2 separate regions of the Homo sapiens genome follow, and region 2 is linked to region 1. The links are chromatin contacts, found by Hi-C or POLR2A ChIA-PET in ENCODE. All regions are on one chromosome and are shown on one strand. Each heading gives the region's core, a stretch centred on a gene start or an enhancer-like site at or near the end of the contact. The rest is flanking DNA. Distances are from core to core; before and after follow the strand shown. Region 1 has its middle 23 kb from the start of RNU6-1. Region 2 has its middle 93 kb from the start of PIAS1.

Evidence for each region. A loop is a pair of places that touch in the nucleus more often than their neighbours do. ChIA-PET counts read pairs that join two places held with the same protein, here RNA polymerase II (POLR2A). Pooled maps may share reads with other maps.
Region 2: a map of GM12878 shows a loop between it and region 1 (4-fold over the local background). The contact joins two enhancer-like sites. A Hi-C loop is called at or near these places in 9 of 168 maps with a recorded cell type or tissue (Caco-2, Calu3, GM12878 and 5 more), 13 of 37 single-sample maps with no recorded cell type and 19 of 50 pooled maps. POLR2A ChIA-PET finds 5 or more read pairs at or near these places in 5 of 52 experiments (GM12878, OCI-LY7, WTC11 and 1 more).

Annotation. Positions count from the first base shown.
Region 1 is chr15:67,860,000-67,865,825 of GRCh38, reverse strand. No RefSeq gene overlaps it. Among named protein-coding and RNA genes, the nearest start is that of RNU6-1, 23 kb to the right of the region's middle. RefSeq lists enhancers at 3,020-3,109, 5,459-5,548, 5,604-5,826. Within about 2 kb of position 2,270, at least 13 of the 41 ENCODE cell types and tissues checked have a DNase peak (open chromatin) inside an H3K27ac peak, as active enhancers do; they include GM12878, where a contact is called at or near this core.
Region 2 is chr15:67,958,332-67,964,157 of GRCh38, reverse strand. No RefSeq gene overlaps it. Among named protein-coding and RNA genes, the nearest start is that of PIAS1, 93 kb to the left of the region's middle. RefSeq lists enhancers at 1,012-1,181, 2,383-2,432. Within about 2 kb of position 2,342, at least 4 of the 41 ENCODE cell types and tissues checked have a DNase peak (open chromatin) inside an H3K27ac peak, as active enhancers do; they include GM12878, where a contact is called at or near this core.

The DNA.
Region 1 (5,826 bases), core at 1,021-3,520:
GGTAGATGTTTAAAGATGTTAATCTCTCTGTTATTTTAACAGCAAAAATTGGAAACAATCTAAAGGCTTAACAATAGGGGATAACTTAAATAAATTGTACTTAAATGTAATAAAATACTGTACTATCACTAAAAATACAATTTTAAAAAGCATAATTGAATGGGAAACTGTTCATGAAGCAATGTTGGCTGTGAAGACGGCAGCACAGAAACAGTAGATACAGTCTGGTGCTGATTTTGTTACATATAAAAATAGCTAACACTTCTGGAATGTTAACTATTATATACGTTCTCTCACTCAATCCTCACAACATTCCTGTACAGTTAATACCGTTATTCACATTTTGTAGAGAAAGAAACCAACCAGAAAGAAAAATACCAATATTTGGCAGGGGGTACTGATGAATTTTATTTTCTTCATTCTCTTTATTTTCCCATTTTTATTTATTTTTATTTTTTATTTTGTAGAGATGGAGTTTTGACATGTTGCCCAGGCTGGTTTCAAACTCCCGGGCTCAAGGGATCCTCCCACCTCGGCCTCCGAAAGTGCTAGGATTACAGGCATGAGCCACTGCATCCAGCCTGTATTTTCCAATTATTTAAAGAGGAATTATTATTATTATCATTTTGTCAAACAGAAGTCCTGAATCATTGCTCCTCTTTCTGATTTATATATGCTAGTAGTGAATATTTTGGACAATACAGAGAAAATGCAATTTCCATTACTGCTACTCCAACTGCCACAGACAGCCACTGTGGACAGTTTGGCTTTTGTATTTCTATTTGCCTCTAAAATGTGTATGTAGACATATGCACTTTAAAAAGCAAACACGCCGGGCGCAGTGGCTCACACCTGTAATCCCAGCACTTTGGAAGGCCGAGGTGGTGGATCGCTTGAGGCTGGGAGTTCGAGAGCAGCCTGGCCAACATGGTGAAACCTCCTCTCTACTAAAAATACAAAAATTAGCCAGGCGTGGTGGTGTGCGCCTGTAATCCCAGCTACTCAGGAGGCTGAGGCAAGAGAATCACTTGAACCTGGGAGGCGGACGTTGCGGTGAGCCAAGATCGCATCACTGCACTCCAGCCTGAGCAACAGAGTGAGACTGTGTCTCAAACAAAAACAAAACAAAAACAACAAAAAAAGATCATGGAAACGTGGCTGTACATAGAACTCTACAATTTGGGCCGGGTGCGGTGGCTCACGCCTGTAATCCCAGCACTTTGGGAGGCCGAAGCGGGTGGATCACGAGGTCAGGAGTCCGAGACCAGCCTGATCAACATGGTGAAACCCCGTCTCGACTAAAAATACAAAAGTTAGCCAGGCGTGGTGGCGGGCGCCTGTAGTCCCAGCTACTCGGGAGGCTGAGGCAAGAGAATTGCTTGAACCCGGGAGGTGGAGGTTGCAGTGACACAAGATCGCGCCACTGCACTCCAGCCTGGGTGACAGAGCGAGACTCCGTGTCAATAAATAAATACATACATAAATAACAACAACAACAAAAAAGAACTCTACAATTTGAGTCCAAAAGTGGCTGCATTTTGATGTCCAGGGGTCGCCGTCCTGCGGGAAGAGGATGTGCAGCGCCCGTTTCTGCTGAAGGGACCAGTTTACTTACGCCAGGCAGACAGCCATCTCTGTGCTGCCCCACCCCAAGAGCTCCAAGTCTGGGCCTAGGAGAACTGAGTTCCTGTCCTAATTCTGCCATTTACTAGCTCTCCTAATCAACTTTTTTCTTTGGGAGCCCGTTTGCCCACTTTCAGACGGGGCAACAGTTCTTGTCTTGCCCACTTTAAGGGAACACTGTGACGTTCCAAGGGGCTGACGGGTGTGACTGGTTAAATCCCGCACCCAAGACAGTGGTCTTGGGACTCCTGTCCCTCCTCCCCATTTCCCGCTGCCTCAGGAATCCTTCGACCTGGCTTAAGGAGAAGAGAGGCCAGCGGCCGCGGGAGGGGCAGGGACCTTGTGCCCTGCACAGCACTAGAGACCAGAAGCTCCAGGCTGGCTTTCCAGCCTTCCCGCCCACTCAAGAGTCCTGCGGCGCGCCCTGCATAGTGGAAGGACTCGCCGCGTGCGGACGCGTAAGGGAGGCCCCTGGAGTGCAGCGGTGGAAGAGGGGAAACGCCGGGACTCTGGAAAGCAGGCTGCGTGGCGTCTACTTCCAACGCACGTTTTAAAGGCACTGCGGGCGCGAGCCGGCGCAGAGGCTGGGGCCCTCCTCCGCGGAGCCGCCGCCCTCTGGTGGCGGCGTGCGAAAGTTACAGCAGTTCGCTCTGCCCCGGCTCCCCGCGCAGGGGTTGAGGGACTGGGTTGCCACTCACACATATTCTAAGCCAGGGGCCCTTAGGGAGCTCCCAATTGAGACCTGAAACCGGCCCGAAGGGGAAGCCTGACATGGGGAAGCCAGGACTGGGACCTGGGACTCCGGCTGCGCCCCCGATTGACGCTTACAATAGCACAATTATGGTCATTGTGAACGCCAAAAGCCCCAGACAGTTAAGATTTCATTCAGGCCATTGCAATAGGGAGAACGTTCATTAATGAGGAGCATCTCAAAGGGGACTGGGGTTTTAGAGAGGCAGGTAAACAATGGAGTCATCAGCGAATCTTAGGGAATAGTAAGAAAGGATGGAGATCCGTATTTCCTTGGGATGCGAGCTTAAGGTGGTCCTTTGTGGCTTAGCTCTTTCCTTGGAACTTAAAGAGGTTGGAGAACTTTATCGTCGCTGCCTTCTGGAGGCACAGGGCTCAGATAAAGGTCAACATTGTCATAGTAAATGGTGCATGATGCAGGACAGCCATTTAAGAGGTGAGGGAAGTGAGACCCAGACCACCCAACTGAAATTTTGTGGCTGAAGCAAGATTCCAACCTGCAGACACCAAGACAGCAAAAAGTCCCCAACATGAAGTGCAGAGTTCCCTTGGAGAGTAAGATCAGAAGCTCAGGATGAGTTCCGCCAACAGCGGAAATGACGTCCTCCAAGACATGGAATCAACCTACGTCTCCATCAACAGATGATTGGATAAATAAAATATGATCTGTATACCCAATGGAATCGTGTTCAGACACAAAAATGAATGAAATTGTGTCTTCTGCAGCAGCATGGATGGAACTGGAGGTTGTTAGGTGAAAAAAGTCAGACACAGAAAGACAAATACTCATGTTCTCACTCATAAGTGGGAACTAAATAATGTATACATATGGGTGTGAGTATGAATGATAGTGGACGCAGAGAAGGGGATGTGGGGATGGATGATGAGAATTCACTTAATGGGTACAATGTATGTTATTTGGGTGATGGATACCCTGAAAGCCTGACATCACCACTACGAATTCTGTGCATGTAACAAAATTATACTTGTATCCCATAAATTTATACCAATCCAAAAATAAATAAATAGAAAGAAATTACCTGCTCCACAGCTTCTGGTTTGATAGAACGTATTGGAGAAGCATTGGGATTACCCAGATTACCCCAGGTATAGGGGAAGGGGGCTATGAAGTTACAGTGAAGACCCCCTAGTCAAGCCTCAGGAAGGGCCAGAAACAAGGCAGGTCTGGGATTCACCTGCTGTGTCTGTCTCTCTTTCAGCCAGTCAGTCGGTCAATCTCTGTCTCCAGGATACCCACTGTTATCTCTTCCACCAATCTCCATTCCCCCAACTTCAACTGACATCTGGCCTCCTACAACTACCCTGGTCCCTGAATCTACTCAACCTTCCAGTCACAGAGTTCACTTTTTTTTTTTTTTTTTTTTGAGATAGAGTCTCACTCTGTTCCCCAGGCTGGAGTGCAGTGGCACAATCTCGGCTCACTGCAACCTCCACCTCCCGGGTTCAAGCAATTCTCCTGCCTCAGTCTCCCGAGTAGCTGGGACTACAGGCACATGCCTCCACACCTTGCTGGTTTTTGTATTTTTAGTAAAGATAGGTTTTCACCATATTGGCCAGGCTGGTCTTGAACTCCTGACCTCAAGTGATCCACCTGCCTCGGCCTCCCAAAGTGCTGAGATTACAGGTGTGAGCTACCACACCCAGCCACAGAGCCCACTTGTAACTGCAGCTTCCTACTGTATCTTTTAAGATCCCTCTCGAACAAGTTCATGCCTTCATGCCAGGGCATGAGTCAGCGGCTGCAGCCAGCCTATTCTCTCCCTGGCCTCTGGGTCCTGGGTTGTGTGGGGTGGGATGAGTGGGCTTTCATAATCTGCTTTTCACAGGGGATAGGGGCAGGACAGCTGCCCCTAGAAGCGTCAGGAGCGGCTGCATCAAGGCAGTCCAAGGCTAAATTTTGGAAGGCAAGACTAGACATGTCATCATTTCCAAGCACTTAAGCCCACTCATGGGTCCTGAGCTTCTTCTTCAGGAGGGTGTAGACTGAAGAGGGTGATCTGAATGGCTAGAGAAGAAGCAGCTAGAGTGACAAGCCTGCATAGCAGCCCCAGAAGTGTCCCTGGCCTGGCCCATGGACCCAGTTGTCCAGCCTCCTTGTCAACCATCTTCTTTCTCAGCATACGTGTTCATGCCCTAGGCCAACAGCAGGCAGACTACAGGCTGCAAAGCTAAATCTGGTCCCTCACCACTGGTTTCTGCTTGGTCTGAGAGCTAAGAATGGCTTTAATGTTCTTAAAAAAGTTGAAAGAAGAGTAATATATTGGCCAGGCATTGTGGCCCACGCCTGTAATCCTAGCACTTTGGGAGGCCGAGGCGGGTGGATCACCTGAGGTCAGTAGTTCCAGACCAGCCTGGCCAACATGGCAAAACCCTGTCTCTACTAAAAATACAAAAATTAGCTAGGTGTGGTGGTGTGTGCCTGTCATTCCAGCTATTCAGGAGGCTGAGGCAGGAGAATCACTTGAACTCAGGAGGCAGAGGTTGCAGTAAGCTGAGATTGCGCCACTGCACTCCAGCCTGGGCAACAGAGCAAGACTCCGTCTCAAAAAAGAAAAAAGAGAGAGTAATACATCAGGACACATGAAAACTGTATGAAATTCAAATTTCAATGTTTATAAGTAAAGTTTTATTGGAACACAGCTATGCTCATGTATTTATGTGCTGTCTGTGGCTGTTTTCACACTGCAGTGGTAGAGTTGAATGGTTTCAACAGAGACTGCAAAGTCTACAATATTCACTGTCTGGACCTTAACAGAAACAGTTTTTGGACCCTTGGGCAGTCCTTGCTTGATGCCTCTAGCTATAGATCCTTGCTGGGCCTGGGGCCTGCTCCAAGAGGCCAGTTGTCAATCCAGATGGCTTTTCTCCAGGGAAAGGAGACACCGGCAGTAATGATGTGAAAGGCTGACCCACTGAGCCGTGACACTTCTCACGGGAAATGAGTCAGTTGGCTTCCTGATCTATAGGTGAGCCTCTCTTAGTTTAAATGTCCCTCTCCTGAGTCTGACCAACTCAGGGGCTGTGTCAGCAAGGATCTTTGGTTACAGGTGACAGAAACCCAATTTGGACAATCTAAAGGAAACAAGAAATGTGTTAAGAAGGCCCTGGCATGTGTCCCGGGACCCATGCTGAGCATGCAGCGGGACCTCAGAGGTGTGTTGAGTCCTTGCTCAGACAGCCTGGTCTGCCCACTCTCACGGTGCCCCCTGCACACCCACTGCTAAGGCCTTCTGCAGGCTGCACCTCTCACCGTCAGGCCCTGGAGAGAGACCATCTGACCCATGTTCAAACATCTTGGAAAAAGGAGGCTCTGGTTGGCATGTTCAGGTACCCACCCCTAGCAGTGACCTGTGCCCACCTTCCCACTGAACAAAACGACTTCTGGTAACCAGGGCAGCGGCAGAAGCGGGGACAGTGGAGGCAGGTGAGCCG
Region 2 (5,826 bases), core at 1,093-3,592, 98 kb before region 1:
GTGTCTTCCAGCCCTGAACTTCTGGGTTTGAAGGCTTAGTAAGTGGGTGTTGAACGAATGCTCTGCTGGACTGATCTAATGAAATGATCACCTGGATTGGTGACCACACTGGAGCTCCAGCTCTAGTCCAAGTCCTCTGTGGAATTCTGGCCACAGCTTGCTGAGCTCAGCACTGGACACTATCCTTGGAAAAGATGGCAAAGTGAGCCAGTCGTGGAAGGTCCGAGAAGGCCTGCTGTAGTGGGGAGGTACATGTGATGCAGAAGAGCTGGGGGCTCTGGAGCCAGTCTGCCTGGCTTTGATACCTGGATCCATATTTAGTAACTATTTTCTGGATGTTAAATTCCCGAACTGTCCATACATCAGGGATTAATAATACTACATATGGCATGGTGGTATTGTGAGGATTAAATACGTTAATTCGTGTAAAGTGCTTAGAACAATGCTTGGCACATAGAAAGCTCTCAGTAGCTAATCTTGGCTGGGCAGGGTGGCTCAAGCCTGTAATCCCAGAACTTTGGGAGGCTGAGGTGGGTGGATCGCTTGAGCCTTAGAGTTCCAGACCAGCCTGGGCAAATGATGAGACCCCCGTCTCTACAAAAATTACAAAAATTATTCAGGTGTGTTGGTGCATGTCTGCAGTCCTACCTATTCGGGAAGCTGAAATGGGAGGATCGCTTCAGTCCAGGGGTTGAGGCTGCAGTTAAGCTGTGATTGTGCCACTGTACTCCAGCCTAGGTGACAGAACCAGACTTTGTCTCAAAAAAAATAAAAAGAAAAAAAAGAAAGAGAGAGAAAGAAGAAAGAAAGAAAGAAAGAAAGAAAAGGAAGAAAGAAAGAAAAGGAAGAAAGAAAGAAAGAAGAAAGAAAGAGAAAGAAAGAAAGAAAAGAAAGAAAGAAAGAAAGAAGAAAGAAAGAAAAAGAAAGAAAGAAAGAAAGAAAGAAAGAAAGAAAGAAAGAAAGAAAAGAAAGAAAGAAAGAAAATAAATCATATTTTTATTCTAAAACTACAGTGGCCCCATTCATCATATGACTCAATACACTCAACTCTCTGGTGAGGGAGTATCTCTCACCAATGAGGGTCCATGGATGACCTTGGACCACGACTTGCCCGTCAACCTGGTTTCTCCTGTGTGGCACACATGGCTGTGGCTAATGAAGGAATATTCTCAAAATCTCTGCATAATTCAGAGATTAGGCTTGAATGTGTATTTCAATCCGCTCATCTTAACCCATAGGTATTGAAATTAACTGAATGAATTGCAAGTTGTTACTTTTGTTTGGTTCGTTTTGTTTGTTTGTTTGTTTGTTTGTTTGAGACAAAGTCTCACTCTGTTGCCCAGGCTGGAGTGCACTGATGTGATCAGGGCTCACTAAAACCTTAACCTCCTGGGCTCAAGCAATCCTTCCACCTCAGCTTCTTGAGTAGCTGGGAGCTGGGACTACAAGCACGCACCGCCATACCTGGCTAATTTTTGTATTTTTTTGTAGAAACAGGGTTTCACCATGTTGCCCAGGCTGATCTCAAACTCCCGGGCTCAAGCGATCCACCTACCTTGGCCTCTCAAAGTGCTGGGATTACAGGCGTGAGCCACCTCACCCGGCCTACAAACATTTTTTTTAAATGAAAAATTAAAGAATAGAATGGAAAAGAATCAGATAATTGGGCTAAGTATTAAGTAAGTACTGTTTGTTGAAACTTCTGTGTCCGTTTGTGTGTATGTGTGGCCATGCACACCTATGAACTGGGTTATGATATAACATGTATTTCTTACTAAGGGTTGCAGTTAAAAAAAAAAAAATTGAAGGCCGTGATCTGGTAACAGCCAGGGATTTTCCAAAGGCCACCTGAGCTGAGCTGAGGCGGGCTAACTGCTCTAGGAAAGCAGTCCTGACTTGGTAGGCGAGACTGAATGATCTTGAGCAATTTGCCTATCCCCTAACAAAGCTGGGACGGTAGCCTGCACTGGGGAGTGGAATCAGGGAGGAGGGAAGATTCTCCAACCGAAAGATAAGGATATTTGATTGGTGGGACAGGTGACCTGATACTTGAATCAAGTCATGAGAGCTTGGCAGACTTCACTAAACACACACACACACACACACACACACACACACACACACACACACCTACACGGATCATTTAAGCACAAGCCAAGGGCCTATCTCAGGCATTTAGCTGTCCCTTGATCCTTTCATTGTATTTTGTCTTTTCTGGTCTACTCTATTCCCCAGGATTATCTGGGGGCTCCAGAAACTCCGCCCTTTTTAAACAAATGACTCATGCAGATTCATTTCAGAACCACAAGTTTTCTGGCTGCCCTGACCCCTCCCTTCTCGCCTGCTCTCCTGGGTCCCAGCTCTTGCTGGCAGCTTCAGCCCTATGCAGACTCAACCCCTTTCTCCCATCCCCCAGCATGGAAGACAGAGATCCCCTATACACAAAGTTAGAAGAGGAGGTTTGGACTCTCCCAACATTTGGAGTAATTGCCACAGCCCTGGGCAAAGGCTGCCAGCTTTGTGGAAGGTGTCTCTGGGGACTTCGCAGCTGGAGATTTGTCCTGTGAAAGAGGCAGAAAAGGAGTTGGAAGTGTTGCCGAGAATGAGGGCAGCTGACATACCTGGGCTACCATTCAGTTTTGCTTACCCAGGATTAAGTGGGGGAAGGTAAATTTGCCTTCTAGTGCTTGGGACTTCAAACCCCTACTCTCATTCAACACTCATTTGCATTCCTTGTCTAGAGTACAGCAAGCCTACAAAGCCAGGACATCAAAAGCCAAAAGAAGGGGGACTTGACCACAGCTGGGGAAGGATGTATTGAGACCCAGTTTTTAAGGACTATTCATGTGCTTTAAAGAGAGTTCCTCAGATGGCAGACTTTCAATCTAGTCCTTATAGCACCCTGGGTGTTACATTATTGCCAACATCTTTGCTTCAAATTGCCTATAAGCCATGACCACAGCCAGAGTCTGTGTACAAGTAGCTTCAGCTCTTTAAGTTTCATATTCTTCACCTGCAAAATGGTTCTAATAATAATATGTATTGCATAGGGAGTGATGAAGATAAAATTAGCTTGTGGAATCACTCTAGTACAGTGCCTAAAGCAAAATAGGCATATAACAGATCGATCAGTTATCACAAATGTCCTTACAATTGTACCATATTTTGTCATTGAGATATTTTAGAAAGTTAGTGAAAAACACATAAAGCAAAACCTCCCATAACTCAACTGTGCTTAGAAAGAAAGAACTATACAAAGTCTCACAAGACCCCACTTTCCACTTCTCAGATTAAACTGCTGTTAACCATTTGCTCTGTATTTATCCCTGCATACCTACCCATAAATCACTATTTCTTCATACTTTAAAAAAAGTGTAGAAATTGATTCATGCTGTTTATCCAATTTTTCAACAGGCTTTTTACACTTAATATACGATGAACATCTTTGTAGGTTAGTGTCTGTAGAGCCACCTCATTCTTTTTATCTACTGCCTAGGTTAACCATGCACCATGCATGGTTTATTTAAACATTCCCTTATTAACATTTCAGTTTTCCATTTTTGCTATTATATCCCAGAGCTACAATGAAAATCTCATCCATGTATCTTTATGCATGTGCATGAGTTTTTCTGTATGCCAGATTTCTAGAAGTAGATCTGCTGGATCACTGAGTAGGGCACATGGTAATGTTAATTGACATGGCCAAACTCTATTCCAAAAGGTTGTGTGATGTACCCTCCACTAACTATATCAATGCAGCCATTTTCTTACTCTTATCTGTCATTTTAGTTTTATCCAATCTGACAGACAAAAACCTGATTGTTTTATGTCATACGTCTTTGACTAAAGTAATGCTAAGCATAATTTTATGTCTTCTGGAGGTATGCATTTTCTCCTCTGTGAATTGTCTATTCAAACCTCAAACCATTTTTCTATTGGACCTTTCATATTTCCTTTTTAAACTGTAGAGCACTCTTTGTATAGGAAGGACATTTACCTTTTATCTGTTACATGTGTTGCTAATATTTTTGTCCACTCTGTCATTTGCCTTCTGACTTTGTTTATGGTATCTTTTTCCACTTATAGTTTTAAGATATTTTATGTAGTCAGATGTGTTCATTTTTCCTTTATGACTTCTAGATTTCTCCTCCACTTGTTTAGAAAGCCTTTGTTTTCTGACTTTCTTGAGCCCACTGCTACAATCTCCATCCACTCTCCCATGACAGCTGGCAATGAATGTCCTCACTGAGCCTGGCTCTGTCTCTCAGGCCAGCACCTTGGGTTCTTTATCTATCAACACAGTGTAATAATGTTTGGTGCTGGGAAGTATTACATTGTGTCAGAAGAACACAGAGAATGGAAAGAGTTAAGGAGGGAAGACAGTCTGAGAAGTCAGTGGAAGAAGTGGATGGGGGTGTGTGTACCTGAAGAGTTGAGAAAGCAAAGAAGAGGAAAGAGAGATTCCATGACCTTGACCTGAGCATCTAAAAGCTGTGCTAGCTGATACTCTGAGTAGGATTTTTAAAGCCAGTAGCAACTTGAAATTGTTTTTTTTTTCTTTTTCCAAACCCATTTCATTCTTTACAAGCATGATACAGTGACTAGTCCTCACACCTGGGAGACAATATAAAAGCCTCCTGCCAGACCCAAAATAAAAGGAAAAGAAACTGGCCAGGCATGGTGGCTCACGACTGTAATCCCAGCACTTTGGGAACCTGAGGCGGGTAGATTACGAGGTCAGGAGTTAGAGACCAGCCTGACCAACATGGTGAAAACCCGTCTCTACTAAAAGTACAAAAGTTAGCTGAATGTGGTGGCACATGCCTGTAAACCCCGCTACTCTGGAGGCTGAGGCAGGAGAATCACTTGAACCCGGGAGGCGGAGGTTGCAGCGAGGTGAGATCACACCACTGCACTCCAGCCTGGGTGACAGAGTGAGACTCCATCTCAAAAAAAAAAAAAAAAAGGAAAAGAAGCTGGAAAATAGGACCTCAGCTCAAAAGCATGTTTCCTCTTGAGTGCATTTTAATATCTATACCAGGTTCCATATATCAAATGCTTAAATTTTTAAAAAGTGTTCTAGAAAATAAGGATACTCTGGTTAGAGTAAGTGAAAGTTCTTTACCTCTCCACAGTTTGCCTCTTAAACAAATAAACCAAAACAGCCCACACAGCCACATGCAAGGGAACAACTAGGCAGCACCAACTTTCCTTCTAACAGTCATGGAAGTCAGCAGGACATGGTTAGGAGTCATTTGGAATTACTGTAGCTCCATGCTGGCAGCATTGCCCAGTGGCCCCTGACTCTGAGGTTTCACCATCAGGCAACAAAGCCACTCTGCCTCCACGGCTACTCCTCCTACAGCCTCGCTCTACCTAAGGGCTTGCTTGCTGCCTTATCTCTGCATGGGTTAGCCTCAACCTCCTCAGCATGGGATGTCCTCTTGAGACTCACATTCAAACTCTCCAAAAGAGAGGATTTGATTGGTTCCATTGGTTTCTGATGTTCTTTGGAGACTGACTCCTTGGCTTTCAGTCTATAGCCAACTGTTGTTGGGTTTGCTGTCCATCTCTGCTCCATGGTGGCAGGGTCAAATGATCGGCTTTCTTCAAAAGGAGCTCCACATGGGCAGGTGCTCCAAGAGTAAAATAATCTGTTTCCCAGTACTGACTTGTTCCAGCTGCATACACTACTACAAGATTTGACATCTGTCTTCCCAGTTTATAGATTAGAAGCAATTAACAATAAAGAGGGGAAATGGAAAATGAGAAAGCATTTACAGTCATTAACCAAACATTACTAATGAACCAACATTTATTAATCAC